Regions from separate parts of the Homo sapiens genome. Here region 2 is linked to region 1. The links are chromatin loops, found by intact Hi-C in ENCODE. Cell type or tissue: OCI-LY7. All regions are shown on one strand. Each heading gives the region's core, and the rest is flanking DNA. Links, peaks and the distances in the headings are about the cores only.

Region 1 (8,348 bases), core at 49-8,048:
GGAATTAAAATAATTATCCAATGTTAACTAAACTGTAGTGAATCGAGTACAAACCCAGAAATAAGGTTACCCTACTTAAGGAGTTAACCATCTTTTACAGACAGACACACACACACATAAATAGTTATGATATAATGGGCTCAAATTACTAATATTGGTGTATATTAGGTGCTGTAGAAACACAGGGGAGGAAGTAACTAACCTTTCCTGAGGTAATCAGCTTTCTCAAACTAGACTTATTCTTTGTACAGGGTATATTTCCGCATGACCACAGATGAACACATTTGCTTGGCTTTCTGGCACAGCCCTAGCAATGACATGTGCTTGTTTTTGCAGATGTGGATCCAGGTTTAGACTGCTCTCCACTCCCACCACACACACACACACACACACACACACACACACACACACACACACACACAGTGTTGGTCCCTGCATCTGCATGTTGGCCAAACTAGAGCCCTGAGGATGCTAGCTACACTACAGCAGTTCGTGACAAATTGAGAAGTATATGGATATAGCGATAAATAGTGAATGAAAATAAACCAACATGTACGTTCTTTTCCTCTTTTCCCACAGACAGACTGTCATGAGGCACAATAGTTTTGTGGCCTCTCAGAACCTCCGTTATGTTCCAGTGATCAGCTGTAACTATTATCAGGGTGGCCAGGTAGATAATAGTTCCATCCCTGTTATTGCTTTCCCTGCCTTCCTGCTTCACTCCCTTCTTTGTGTCCTTTTCCTCTGGGATTTTACCAAGGCTAATATATGCCATCATATCTTATTCTCTACATTCTGTCCCAAAGTAAACTAATTCATCTTCACTTTCAACAATCTACCCAGTACCTATTTCCCAAAGGGGGCATTTTATACAAGTAGTAAAAGTCTTTTTGGTAAATAAACACATTTTATTTGCTTTGACTGAGGTCAGGAACTAGTTGTAGGCCCCATATTGGACTATTGTAGTTGTAGGTCCCAAATTGGACTATTTTCTGTAAAGGCATTAAGACTGAATAAAGACACAAAGACATAGCTATAGAAGCAATGGCTGCCCCTTCAAGCCAGTTGGCTCTTTTTCTACAGTTTTAGATTTTGTAAACAGAAGAGACCTCAACACTGCAAGGATACTCCTGGGTCAATTCATGCCAGACTATAGTATGTTCAGACCTGTAAGAAGCAAATTCAAGAGGCATTTTTTTGGCTATTGAAATGCCAATTATTGGGATAGTTTAATGCTCCCTTTTCTGGTACAATATTCTTTTTGTTAGCAACAGACAACAGTACTGTATTTCAGAGATTGATAACTTAATAATGTAGGACATCAAGATTATAAAAAGCAGATGTCCAGTGGCTATGTTAATTTAGTACTATCATTCCTAAAACTTATTTTGCTCCATTGACAAACATATCGTTACTAGTGATACATAGCAAAAATCAAGAGAGAAAGAGAGATACCAAAGTTATGCAGTATTTGATTACTCTGTATCTTATGGAATGTATACTCTTTACATTATTTTCACATGAAGTAAATTATTTAAAATTTTTTAGGGGCAGAATGTCACCTTGACTTGCAAGGAATAATTTCTTATTATGTGTATTACATGTATTCTGGTCAAGTTTCCAAATCTTAAATTTATTTCCTTTTATATGAAATGTTAAAATAGCATTTTAAAATTTTAATTTGAGATGACACAATTGGTATAATATAATCATACAAAAAATACTATTAGTATTTTGTGAACTTAAATCAGGCAAAATTTTTAATCAAACAATTGAGAAGCAGAGTTGGTTTTAATTTTTAAATGGACCTAAGCCCTTTTTAGTAGCTTCCAAACTTACATCAAACTCAGCCTGAAAAAGAGAAAGAAAAAATAAAAGGAAAGAAAGCATAATGAAAAAGAACAAGAATATTACTTTGAAACTATATCTTAGTGAAGAGGAAAATATAGAAAAATAGGAAAAGGAAACTGGATATTTGCTTTTAAATTAAACCTGAATCCTCTTCTTTGCTACCTGGTGTACATTTTAGATAAGTCACTTAGCTGAGTTCTTTTATTGGTCTTGGGATCTATTTCATTGCTCACTACAAATTCCAAGGTGGTTTTAATATGATTTATGTATCTGTTACATTGGAGGTTAACAGCCTCCTAAATTAAATTACTCTTGCCTTACACTGAAAGGAAAAAAAAAGACTCCTTTTAGGTAAAATTGCATTTCCTTTAAGTGAAATAACTCATTTACAGGTTTTGTTTTTCAAGTAGGTTTTTGTTTCTACAAGTTTCCAACACTGTAGAAACAAAGAAAGGTGATCAAAGAAGTATATTCTCTGTAATTTCTTCTAAATATGCCAAAAACATCTCTATTTTTGCCAAAAAAATCTCTATTTTTAGGTGTTATCTAGGGCTTGCCTTAGGCTTAGAGTTTTCTTTATTTCTTTAACAATGGCTTGCAAGACAGAAAGAACTAGTTTAATTTCTTTGAAGAATAATTTTCATAATGGGAAGGTTTTCCCCACAGAAAATTTGGAAAACTCACTCCCAGCAGACATAAGGCTTTTTTAAACAAAAGTTACAAAACTTTGGATAGCTCACTGGGTAGAGGACAAGATAATGAATCTGAAGCTCTTTCTGGGATTTTTATTTTCTTTCTAGAAGACATAGTAACATCACAGATGCTGATGCAAAACCTGGCACCTGAGAGATTACTGAATGTATGTCCAATAAACAAACGTATAATGAGAAAACATTCAGTAAATGAACACCTACAGTTTATCTCTTGCCACTGTCACCTTCTAGGGACCTAGTCTCTTTATTAGGAAAAACAGGTGATAATTCAGAGGACATTCCTGCTGAAATAAAGAATCTCTGATAGACGTGTTGCTGGCTAGTTGCCCTTCCTATGTGCACATGTGATAACCTGTCCTTGTACTTGTCATGGCTGTTTAGCTTCTCTGCTTCACTAGAATATACAGGGAGAAACAGCTTAGGATGTGATACAATACATACATATTGGATGGCATAGTGACCCATCTCTCCTAAAGCTTGTAGTCATAAACTGTGAATTTATTTTTCTATCTTGAAAAATGTACACATTTTTTAGACTTAGTTGAAGACATCATGAATGTGTTTCATAATTAATATAGCTTATTTCATCCATTTTTCACATAGTTATTACACTTTCAATGCTATAATTCTTTTCATCTGATATACTGGGGCACCATATTGAAACTTATTAAGTGGACAGGGGTTAAAGAGAGGGTATGAGATCGAACTTATGGGGACTCCCCATTTCTAGAACTTCCTGAGGGTATTCTCATCTTTTAAATACCCCAAAGCCTATAGCAAAATCAGTGCCCATTAAATATTTGTTGGATTAGTTAATTAATATTTTTTAAAACAGGGTGAAATGGATTACAGAAAAGATTTTTTAAATTGAGGGCAAGGCATCGCTTTAGCAAGGCTTTTCTAGGACTTGTCTTTGTGGATAAAACCCATTTGGTAATTGCTCAGCTCTCTCCTTAATTTCATCTCTAAAGACAGAGTCAGAGTCCTCAGGAATATTATACTGATTATTAATATTTGCTTAAGTATTTCCACTAAATATAAAGTAGATAATGACAGTGGAAATACATGGACATAGTTTTGATTGGTAAATAGAAAATGATTCTGTTATTATTTCCCATGCTAGTAAATTAAATCTATCTTTTGGAGACCAGCTACATCTCTTGCTATGAAAATTTTCTTAGTATTCTTTTTATCAGGGTCGACTTAAAAGGCATTGCCAGATTTCTATGCAGACTAAAATACATACACTGATGTATTTTTCTAATGTGAGTGAACAAGTGAATGCAAAATAGGGAAATTCAGTAACTAACATGATAAAGTGGTGAAACCATGAAAAACACCAGATTGGAAAAAATAGCTGAGCGGGGGTTTTCAGTTCCCTTAACAACCAAGTAGGCAACTTGATTAATGGTGCAGATTGCAGGCAATTCAGTGACCACCTGAATGAACATAAGCAGAGCATAATCACCTGACAAATAGTGGCCCGAACGTTCTGCTTTTGAAATGAGAACTGAGTAAAACTCACATCCTAGCTGAACCAAATCACCCGGCAGCCTCAAATTAGACACGTATAGAAAGAAGTTTTTAAAGTTTCTAAAACATAGTCTAAAATATAGTACTGATTTACATTATCAAAAAGCAAATTAAGAATATGTCTACTTGTAAATAAGGAGTTCAGAGTGGGAAAATAGAGAAATATTCTCATTAGATTATTGCCCTCTTTCCCAGAAATAGATGAAAGACTTCAATTCTACATCAGGATCACTATTTCTATAATCTATAGTTGTTGTTTCTTTTGTTCCATTTTTATGTTCTCAACCATTTATCAACAGCTAAAGAGACCTATTAATCATTTTCTCTAACTGCTACACTTCATAGTGTATCAATTGTAGTCTTGAAATAAAAATAAGATAAATGATTTGGCATGAATTGTGGCCTGATGAACCAAGAACAAAGATCTGACACATGGTAGATCTAAAATTCCTGCCTTATGTTTAAAATGCGCACTTACTAGACTCTTCTGATTTGCCATTTCCTTCCTATTGGCATTCGGAAAGAAGTGCAGATTATAGAATAGGGAAGTTGAATCCAAATTAAATTGCATAGTGCTTGTAAAACGAGAATAAATGTGCCCAGTAACAGTAACACTATTCTTTTTTCTGTCTTTCAGTCTTTCATAAAGGAAGTACCAAATCTTGCCCATACAGGGTACATCACAATTATTATTGATCTTATGTATGAGGCAGGCTTCTCTGCAAGGTTACACAGCACCATGGGATGAATGATAACATTTTACTGAGTGACCAAGGGCTTTTAGTAAAGCCGGTGTTTTGTCTGAGTAAGCCCAGAAAGGAATATGTTAATATAAAAACCTTTAGAAAGATTACTGTTTATAGGTATTAAATGGGCAGTAAAATGATTAGGAGACGTCTAAAAATGTGAAAGAAGAAACATGATGTAGTTAATTTATAATGTTTAACATATGAGAGACTATGTTTTGATCCTGATTTGTGCAGAGGGCCAAACAATTGCCCAATGCAAGTGTAACTTTCTAGTGTACAGACCTGGGTCACAGAGGGCCAAAACAGGGCTGTCATTTTATTATTCCCTTGATATTTTAGTATGCAACTGACAAATACATTTATGACCACTCCCTGCCCTGTACCCACGCATTGTCAGTAATATTGCCAGGAGATTATGACCTTGGTTCTCACTGTGCCCATACAGCTTCAGCATTCTTCCCAACACACTCCTATTTAATCAGGATCAGCATAGGCTTGAGGGATCAATCCCTGATTATTTATTGTGATGTGGAGCAGCTAATTCTGTATGCCTTTTTTTTCTCATCTTTTAAAAGGCTAAGAGAGGATATAATAAAATAAATAATAAAATAACTATCATATGCAAACTGCATGTATTCAGTATTTGCTCAGGAACACAGAAGCTCTCTCTGCACTCTGGGTATAAGTGGTTTTAATATAACCATTAGGGGCTTACATGTGAAGAACTGGGGAGGTGAAGATCAAAAGAGCCACCCCTGATAATCTCAGCCTGAAGTTCTGAAGCAGGTGGTCCTCAAGAGCTCCCGGGAAAGCTGATGTGAATCTCATGTCTGTCCGTATGTCTGGGTGCAAATGTCTCAGGAGAATAATGCCTACCCATCCCTTCCACCCCACATTTTCATGTGAATGCCATTCACCAGTGAATATTAACCTGAAATCATGGAGGAAAGGGGATTCTGGGGGCGGTAGTTCCCGACTTTTCTATGATGCAGAGAACTTGCAAGGCGGTGCCTCTGGCTCTCAACTGCTCTTTGTTTTACATCTCTTCATGATACATTTTTGAGGGAATTCACCAGTTCTTAAAATTTACTAATTCTCTAATTGTGCTTATTTCAGCCTTTTTGTAACTTAAGAAGATTTTTTAAGTTCTTTTTTTTTATTTTCACGGTTCCTAATAAGCTTTTTCACATAGCTCACATTTTTCATGCCTCATTTCTCCACATCTTATTTTATAATTTCTTTTCCACTTTGAAAACAGATGAAATGAGCATCATAAGTATCCTCACTTTAAAGACTGTCAAAGTGCTTTCTAAAATTAATTTTATTTGGAATAAATTGATGGTCTCATTGTTGATTTTCTTGGTTGTCAGTAGCTCTTTTCTTTGGCCTCATTTCATGGTGGGTTTGAAGAGAGTCCCTGGCTTCAATTAATAAGACTGGATTGTGCCTCCCAGCTTAGATTAGGCATTTCTAGTCCCTGTTAACTTTTCAATAGCCAAGATTTTAGCCAACCTCCCCAAGAACCAGAAAGCTCTGAGTTTCAGCTTATTACTGGTCTGTGTTTTTGTTGCACTTCTAGTGCATGTAGATGTTTATATAGTTTTTTTTGAGCTCAATTACTCTTAATTGATTTTATCTGCCATTGCTCTGTCTTTGGAAAAGAAAGAGGTGATATGTTTAAGTGTGAAATTATGGAGCCATTTTAACCAAAGGCCTGTTTGAGACATATTTAAATATCTTAGTTTTCTGTATTTCACCTCCTTCTTCAGAAATTTTAATAATTCGTGCCCAAAGGTTTCCTGTGGAATGTATAAAATGGTCTGCAGATGTTCTGGGACAGTCTGGATTTTAAGTACTATATGTCAATAAAGAATACACATGTAGTAGTAACTAAACTTGCTTATTTATATCATTTTTTGTTCCCCCAAAGATTTTTAGGGCAATACAAATGCTATTTAAGTTGCATTCCTTTCTGAAAATTTTTAAAATAAATTCAGAAATTAGAAATAATTTTTAAAAGAATATGTAGTGTGTTTTTTGGTTCTGCAAAAATAACTTTAAAATCAAGAACAACTCTACTCAGCTCTCATGCCTCAGATAATTATTTTCTCTCATTCCTCACTCAAGCTTCAGCCATTTCCACACCAAAATAACCCATTAAATTAAAAATTGGAGTATCCACACTTGTACCCCGACTGCCCTGACATCTGCGGATCTTCCCACTTCACCAGCACTGAAGGGTTTGCCACCATGAATCATGCAATCAGTCAACCACTGTTCAGAATATCTGAATTTGAAAACCTACTTAGAAAACAAAATCAATTTTCAATGCAACCCAGGAACTGTTCAAACCAAGATTAGGAAGTGTGAAAAGACGCTCTCTGGGACTTGTTTGTTGTTCCCAATTTAGTGTTCTGGAGGAAGTTGGTACATATGAAGAACTTTAATTTGTGCTAATAAAGATGTATAACTCATTTGAATCAAGCCTCTCTTTCATCTTCTCTTTTGTTCCATACTCAATTATTTGGACCATTCATAATTTTTAACATTTAAAAGGGTTTTGAGGCCGGGTGTAGTGGCTCACGCCTGTAATCTGCACTTTGGGAGGCTGAGGCAGGTGGATGACCTGAGGTCAGGAGTTCGAGACCAGCCTGGCCAACATAATGAAACCCTGTCTCTACTAAAAACACAAAAAATTGGCTGGGCGTAGTGGCACATGCCAGTAATCCCAGCTACTGAGGAGGCTGAGACAGGAGAATCTCTTGAATCCAGGAGGCAGCGGTTACAGTGAGATGAGGTCACGCCACTACACCTGGGCAACAGGAGCAAAACTCAGTCTCAAAAAAAATAATAAATAAATAAAAATAAAATAAATAAAAGCTTTTTGAGGTGTGGGTATCATATGGGGTGAAAACATTGCCTAATTCAACAAGTTGATTGTTTAGCAAACTTTGACAGGCAACGTGAACTGATCTTATAGGAGAGATTGTCAGGGTTTTTTTCTTTTTTTTTTTAACTTTAATATAACTTTCAATTTTTTGATGTGTTTTTCTCTTTTTGAGTTGCTCAATATCATAATAAATGGATACATAAGTCCTAATGAGAAGAAATCAGGGAAATAGTACTTTGAATTTCTTGTAATAAACATTAATCTCAGCCAGAACTTTTAGCTTCATTCTTTTGTGTATAAATTTGTTATATGAAATATTTTTCCTTTTGAATACATGTTTCTAATTCATCATGCTCTAGGACTTAAAGCAGAAAAATCTAGCTGAAGGCCCCAAGTTAAGCAAAGTATATATAATTTTTTAAATTTTCATATTAATTGTTTAGAGTATTTTAAATAAATGTTTCATAAGAGTAAGATCTGCAGTGGAATGAAGCTTCGATGAAACTCTTACTGTGCATCCATAGGCCTTTTCTGACAGCTTATCCTTTACAGAACTGGGAATCCTCATTACTAGACCCAGCAGGCAATAGGAAACTGCCTGACTGATAACAT
Region 2 (8,348 bases), core at 93-8,092, 130 kb before region 1:
AAAAGGGGCATGAGGAAAATTTTTAGGTTGATGAAAATGTTCTATATCTTATTTGGGTGGTTGTTAGGTGGAGATATATAATTATAAAATCATTAAGCAAAACACTTAAGATATGTGTATTTTATTTTGTGTGAATTATAGCTCAAAAAAAATTTAGAGTGAAGTATCAGATTAAAACAAATATGGAATAAGACATTACTCAATTATATTTATTTGTTTGTTTTATTTATGACAGAAGACAATATATACAACTTGTTAAAGAGAAAAAAAAACTATTCCAAAGGTTGAGTTGTTTTTTTTGCCATCTTATTTTAATGGGTCAACTAGTAACATATGTAACTGAATATGAGATTGAAACCATTGAAAAGTTTAGTAGATCAATAAATTCCTTCTTCCAGTGATGGTGGTTCTAACAGAACTCTTAATGGTAGATCCAGTGTACATCTCATATGTCCAAAATATTGTATAAACCTGTGTAGAAAGGGTTTGTGTTTAAAGAGCTCAGTGTTTGTGCTCTGAGGAGTATATCAAAATTACATAAAACATTAAATAAAAGAGCTATTTACTCAGACTAAAATAACATGCATTCACAATTGTTTTATAACTTGTGCTGAAAAAATGTTTAGAGATTTCTGGGAACCAAAAGAATCTTAATACTATATTATAAATATTTTCAAAGATTTAAGGTAAAGATGGATATAATATATGAACAAATAGCGGTTCACAGTAGAGAAATGAGAACTATAAAAATTCAAATAGAAATTTGAGAAGATGGAAAATTTACTGGAGGTTATAACAACAGATTGGACAATCAGAAAAAAAAATAACTGTACTTGCAGATAAGTCAACAGAAACAAACCAACCAAAGCACAGAGTGAAAAAAGAGATTGGAAAAATTAAAAATAACCATATCGATCTTTTGATTGTGTGGCAATATCAAAACATCGAACATACATGGAACTGGAATTGCAGAAAAGGGAGAGAAAAGAATTGGCATTAGCAAAAATATTTGAAGATAACATGCTCAAATGTTTTCCAAATTGAAAAAATCTGTATGAAAGCTTAATTACTTATTAAAGATAAAAGCTTAGCGTGACTTGCAAAGTGATCTTTTCTTACCCAGCAAACTGATTTGCCATTGGGAGTTACAATTTTTAAACAGCTTTACTGAGATATAATTGACAAAATCAACTACGTATGAAGTGTACAATTTGATACATTTTGACTTATCTATAAGCCCCCCCAATTTTTCTTATGCCCATTTATAATTTCTCTCTCGGATCTTCCTGGTCTCCAGACACCTAGCCATCTGAGTTCCATCACTAAAGATTTGTTTTCATTTCTAGAAAATTTCATTTTCTAGAATTGTATGTAAATTGAATAATATGGTAGGTACTTCTTTTTTGCTTGATTACTTTCACTCATCATAAGGTTCATCGATGTTGTTGTGCCTATTAATAGTTCATTTCTTTTTATTGTTAAGTAATATAATTGCTTATAGCCAATTACTAGAACTGTTAAAACGAAGCTATGGTGATAGAAATCCGGAAAGTGATTACCTCTGCATGAGGGGTGAGGAAATTGATTGTAAAGAGCCATGAAGGGAATTTCTTTGGTATGGGTGCTGCTTATATGGGTGCATACATTTGTTGCAACCCACTGAACTGTAAACTTAAGATGTTTGCTTTTCACTGTGAATAATTTATACCTTGATAAAAATAAGAGGCAGGGTTTGAAAAAAAATCACCAGATGTGGTTTTAGTTCACCTAATTGCCAAAATACTTGTTGATATTTTCATGTGCTTGAGTCAGTGATTTATTTTTCATATATCTGGTTACTCTGAGTACCATCTTTGACATAACTTTAAAGCATTTCCCTATTATTTAACTCTTTTGTGAGGGCAAATTTATGAAAAGTTTACTGTAGGACAAGCTTTCTCAAAACATTCCAACTAAATCAATCATTACTGCCTCCAAGTTATCTTTATAAAAGTAATATCTATGCCCCAAACTGAGTATACCTATGATATTCCCCAATATATCATGTATTAAAATGGAGTAATGGAGTTGTTAATGATAATGTTTCATTCATATATATAATTTTTCCTCTATCAATAAAATATAATATGTACCCTACATACTAGATAGAATTAAATTTTATCATAAAAACCAAGAAAAATTATTCAAATGAACTTACAGCTCAAATAATTTCAATAAAATAACATTTTTATTGAATGACAAATGATTAAAGTCTAGGTATTAACTTATTTGTTCAAACATTTATTGACTACCTATAACATTTCTGATTTATATGCTTTTCCACTTCTAAGTATCTTTGGTATTTTCATAACATAATGAAACACATAAGCTACATTATAAATGGTAGCTTATATAGAAAAGTGGTTACATTTTTTGGTGTGTTTTGGTATACACAATGCAATATGAAGCTATGTATAATTAAGCCATACTCAATATTGAAGCATTATTGAATATTCAATATTACACTTAATATTTACCTCTATATAACCTAACTAGAGGACGCTGGGGTCAGAGCCCACTGGCACATGAACCACCACTTGTAACATTCTTTTCACAGTATGTTCAGTCTTCCATTTTGTTTCAGTACCATTCATTATAGCAGAGCAAAAATGTACAATTTGGTGTCTGAGTGTCTTTGAAAAATAATTATTCAGACAAACAAATGTAATATTACTGGTTTGGGTTTGCTTCTGTATGGTTTGGATTGTAATTTTTCAATTAGAACCTCAATGAAATAATCATCATTCAATTATAGTTTATCTCCCTACTTGCTCTTCTCATCTTCAGATCCCATCATCTGAGGCTCTGAATCATCCAGGACAAAACAGGAGCACCCATGCTGGGCTGCTTTTGTGCTACATGAGACTCCAACATCATTCTCCTTATTGGAAGGGACTCTCCAGGAGCTTCCTTTTGTCCTTAGAAAGATGTCAAACTCCTTGGCTTGTCAGCCCCTCTGAAGAGTGGCCCCTCTCTTACCTGTGACCTTCTTTGGCCCACCCTGCTCCCCCTGGGCTCAGCACTCCAGTTGCTCAGGTCTTCTCTCTGATCCCAGAGGCTGCCAGGCTCATCTTGTGTTTTCATCTTTAGAATGTTCTTCCTCAGATCTTCACAAAGCTAGATCTTCCTTATCATTCCAATCTCAGCTTAAATACTACTACTTAGCAAGACCGTTCTTAAAATCTCTTATGATGTGGCCCCTCTTCTTATCCTTTATGGTGCTACCTGTGGGTTTTTATTTTCTACATTGAATTCTTACTCTTATCTGATTTCCTGTTAGTTTACTTCTACATTTTCTGTTAGACCATAAGCAGGGCTGTGCATTGCCCAACTCCAGGCAGACCCCTCACATTGTTGTCTATGTGGATGTTGTTCCTGGAGTGAGACAGGGTAAACCTGCCAGCCTCACACAGTGAGCTTGGTAACAGAAGCTCCTGGTAAATGCTGTTATTCCTAGTACCTAAAACAGTGCCTGACACACAGCAGGTGCTCCAAATATATTGCTAGAAAATGAACTCTTAAATTTAATGGTTTCTAGAGGCCTAGGGGAGCTAGAGAATGTATTTTAGCTGTAATCTTTTCCATTTCTATTGCTCTGGTGTGTTCCTCCAAAGAAAACCTATATTTAAAATAGTAAATATGACTAAATTTCTGATATAAATTACAAAGAAAGGAATCAATCATTTACCTGAATTGCTTAAGAAATTGCTTAAGGCTAATATGCTCATGTTACTGATAGTTTAATTTTAATGATTATAGGAAGAATTTTTTAAAAATCTTTTTCATTAACATTTGTATTTGTATATTAATCATAAATAACTAATGTGCTACCAGTATGGGATATTACCCATCTCTATAAATCTTTTGGGATAAGACCACTTTGCTAGGTAGATTAGATTTCACAATAATTTATATGAGTCTTTGAACTGAAAAATATTCCTCATTCTCAAACATTAAATATGCTGATGAGAAGTCATAACACATTTTATTTAAAAGGAAATATAACATTTTCTTCCAAAAATTCAAGCAAACGCAATCATATAGATAAATGAAGAAAATCTGAATTTGTGAACTAAAAATTAAGATGACCAGGATTATAAAATTTAAAATAGATTCTCCATCATATATCATACATTTATTCAGTTTTAGTATAAAGATCCTGCATAGGAAGTATTTAAACACTGCAGGGTTAGGTTTTCCTCACTGTGACTCATCTTTGGACTCAAGGATGAATGTACACGAGAGCTTTGGTCAGATTAGGTGAACGTGGTCTATTTGATTAGTAATTGATCCTGCGTGCATGTCACATTCCCTGGAATTGATAACAACCACAAAAAAGCCAACCCCTTTGCCTTCAAACCCACCTATGAAATAAAAATGCTGCAGCTAGTGTGTTTTTTAAAAATAGACATTTTATTACACTGCAGCGTTTCCTCCTTTTTCTCTGTGGTATCATTTGAAGTCTGTTTTTTAAAACAGAAGTTGAACAAATGAATCCTTCTGTCCTCACTTTCAGTTGTCAGCAGTGCTTCAGTGTGAGATGAAATAAATTGCCAAGCCCTTTCATCTTCTATAATCAGCTCTGCACAGCTGAGTACACCCACAGCCCTGCATGCCGCCTCTGCCAGCGCTGATTCTATGTGGAACAGGAAGTCTTTGTTAGTGCCACATTTCCAACGCTCTACACAGGAGTGGGTTTATTTTGCTTCCCTCCTTCCTTTCTTGCTCCCTTGCCTCTTCCACCTCCTTTCTCCCTGCCTGCACAGCTGACGTGCAGTTCATTTCCTGTAGGAAAGAAGTTTGGGGGGATTGACATTATTTTTTTTAAAAAGATATGTCTGAGGTAGGTTTTTTCCATCCTGCAACACAATCATGCGTATCATTCCTTTAGTCATGTACAAATTGATGAGCATTACAAATGGGAAGTTATTTGGAGAAGTCCTAAACAATGCCTTTACTAGGTCAAGATGTTATTTTATTTTGTTTTGCTTTATTTTATTTTACTTATTTTATTTTATTTTTTAGAGACAGAGTCTCACTCTGTCACCCAGGCTGGAGTGCAGCGGTGCGATCTTGGCTCAGTCTCCCAAGTAGCTGGGATTACAGGCTCATGCCACCACTCGTGGCTAATTTTTGTATTTTTACAAAATTTCACCATGTTGGCCAGGCTAGTCTCCATTTCCTGGCCTCATGTGATCCGCTCGCCTTGGCCTCCCAAAATGCTGGGATTACAGGTGTGAGCCACCATGCCTGGCCCAAATGCTTTATTTTTAAAAGCAGAGAAGCAGCACATTTATAACACCAAGGATATCCACAGAGATTTACTTATCACATTCCAGGTTTTATATTTCTAGCACCCAAACTACGTGGACTTCTATTAGGGAACAAAGCAGGGCATAACAGGTTGGTGTAGGGGCTACAAACAAATATCTGCTAGTTATTGCTAGTTTTCATTGTTCTTGTTTTCTGCCATGAACCCGAGTTCCTTTCAAGATCGTCCTTCCTTTAGTCCATGTACTTCTGGTGGGGCTACCAGTCCCTGATTTCTCCTTTTCTGCATCTTCTTCCTCCTTATCCCCACTACCATCATTCTGCTCTTCATCATAGTTGTCAGCACGGTGGTTATTAGGTGTCAGGTGCTAGTCTTAATGCCTTACATGTATAAACTCAGTTTAATCCGTTTGGCACAGTTTGGCTAAATGATTTGCCTAATGTCACGCAGCTAGTTAAGTGGTGAAAGTGAGATCCAAACCTGGGTATTGTGTCTCCAGACTTCTGTTCTTATCTAGTTCACAATAGTGCTGCTCTAAGGGTGGGCAGATGACTTACTTGTACCCTACCTGCCTGGAAACAAAGATTAGTCCAAGGCTGGGCACATGGTCCAAGAGAAGGGAGATGGTATGGGTAGAAGTTGCACATTTTGTCTTTCTGCAGGCGTTACAAAGCTAGCAGGATGGGACTCTGGGGCTGTTAGGGGACATCATACCCGTCGTGTGCAGAGATGGAGCCTTGATACTTACTGAGTTCTGTCTGGTCCAGCTGCTCCTGAATGCAGTTTATCCAGAATTTTTTTTTTTTTTTGTAATGTGAGCCAGTAAGTTCTCTTTGTTTGCTCAAGCCAGCTACCTTGGAATGTCTACCACTGTTAGAAGAAGGGTTATCGAGTGACAGAGGAAAAAAGCAAAATGTCAACAATTCCCAAAGAATGCCAGATGTCCCCCATCTACCTGTGCCTACCGTAGCCCACCACTCCCCTCCCCCAGGGCCCTATCCAAATGCAATTAGCCCTGTAAAAATGATAGTGTCTACTCAGTTAAGCCACTGGCTTTTTATACATAAAAAACAAACCCATTTTAAGATGAGAGGATATGCTGGCTTGGAAGTGTGTATTGATCTTTTAAGGCTGAATTTATAAACTCAAATTCTGTCTCAAGTGGGAAAGGACTAGAAATGAATTATTGTTTTCCAGCCACTTTCTGGTGAGAAGGATCGGTAACACTTGGAAACCAATTATAACAGTAACAGACCAGAAAAGTAATTCCTGGGGAATGTCTTTCTCTGGGGTGCTGCTGAACACCAACAGAAGGAAAGTTATTTCTTCTTAAGATTCAAATTAGCTCTTTCCTCAAGACTAAGTTCTTTAGGAACTTGTGATATAAGGAAAGTATATAAGTTGGAAGTACAAAGTCATCATTTCCTCTTAGAGTGGTCCTGTAGTGTGCTCCCAGGTGGTTTTATGAAGACCAAGTTGATGGCCATTTGCCTGAGGTTTGCAGAATTGCCTTGTTTTATGGAAGGAGATTGTGTTGTATTTATCCTGTAAGCCTAGCACCAAACACAGTGCCTTTCACATTACAACAGCTGACATTTATCAAGCACTCTTACATCAAAACTTTTTAAAGAAGCTCATGCACTTTTTTTTAAACTTACTTTGTCTGATGATATGGGTACTGTAACGACCAGCATCCCTATTTTACAGATAAGGAAACTGAGGCACAGAGTTGTTAAGTAACTTTGGCAATCAACCAGGTACCAAGTGGGTGAAGCAAGGGTCTGAGCAGGCAGTTAGGTCCTGAGGCCATATTGTTAACCATTGTGCTATACTGACTTCTCTTGTAGAAGGTGCCTAATGCATATTTCTTGACTGGAACTGAAACTGTTGAATTTCCCATGTGGCCCAGCTAGCAAGAAAACAGGCTTTTTATGTTGTAAAAAAATAAATAGCTACTCCGAGTTAAAAGAGCCAGCCACAATCAAAATTCCTTCATTTTCCTGAGGCTTTGATTACCCCAAGATAATTCTAGTCTGTAGAATCACTTTGCTGTCATCAGCATACATAATTAAATATTTAGTAGGAAAATTAATATATTTAAATTTGTTTAAAATTAAGCTGACCACTAATAGCTCTGCTTATCAGTAGAAACTTTATATTTTTATAGGACAACTTAAGAACATTTTAATGGCCAATAAAATTGCTCCCTAGATCCTAGCAGTTTTCAGATTCCAAAATTGTAGCTGAAGATACTGTTAGTCATTCCTAAATTACTAACTGCTCATTACTGACTTCTAAATTGTCTCGTTTATCTTTACATTTGAGAAAAATAAAAAAATATGACTTCCCTAGAGGTAGATTACATACAAGGTAGATATACTTTATAAACTTATGTATACATTTAAGACATAGGTTGCTATAGAATAAAAACACACTGCACTATCTTTGTATAAATACATCTGAATATAACTAAGTCTATGTATTATCTAATTTGGGGAGAAGGGATCAAAAGATCATACCATTATAAAGTTGATTACAATAATGGTATGATTCAATTGTTTCCATAAATAAATGGATTTTTTTACCAAGTTTAAAAAATACTTACATTAATTTCTATTTTATTTACTTTCTGTGCATTATATATTTAGGGACAGATGTTTAATTATGCATTTCTGCCACTAAAATGTCTACAGTAGTAGACTTTTGAATAGATCTGATCACTTGGAGATTAGACATCAATTAAGACTATTTAACTCAAGTTATTTCATCAAAAACTTTCTAGCTATAAGTAAAAATGAAAGAAGGGCAAAAAACCACAGTGATTGTAAAAAGATGTGTGGCCGCTACATATAAATATAAAGTACTATATTTTGAACTCTCAGGATGGAGAGGATGATGATCTTGAATCATGCTTTTCAAATACATTTAAATATACTGAAGACACTGTGCAGATCTGGGCTTCTGATCTAGGTAAATCCTGGCTGAAACTGGGTAACTCTAACATCCTCTTTGGGAACTATTTCTATGACTTTTTAAA

The links. Hi-C counts contacts between places; a loop is a spot of excess contacts. Peaks named below come from ENCODE experiments on the same cell type or tissue, not always from the same donor. Only the 100,000 strongest peaks of a DNase experiment are listed, where the experiment ranks them.
Region 2: it touches region 1 in a loop (4-fold over the local background); 2 of 110 quality-filtered maps call a loop at or near these places.

The regions. Positions count from the first base shown.
Region 1 is chr5:124,030,772-124,039,119 of GRCh38, reverse strand. No RefSeq gene overlaps it. Among named protein-coding and RNA genes, the nearest start is that of LINC01170, 400 kb to the left of the region's middle. RefSeq lists an enhancer at 3,782-3,831. In OCI-LY7, for the core only: no CTCF peak of the experiment used is centred there; a DNase peak (open chromatin) is centred at 3,989; H3K4me3 peaks cover 2,164 bases; H3K27ac peaks cover 3,695 bases.
Region 2 is chr5:124,159,279-124,167,626 of GRCh38, reverse strand. The region is part of intron 4 of LINC01170 (long intergenic non-protein coding RNA 1170); the gene reads left to right. Among named protein-coding and RNA genes, the nearest start is that of LINC01170, 280 kb to the left of the region's middle. In OCI-LY7, for the core only: no CTCF peak of the experiment used is centred there; a DNase peak (open chromatin) is centred at 4,616; H3K27ac peaks cover 864 bases.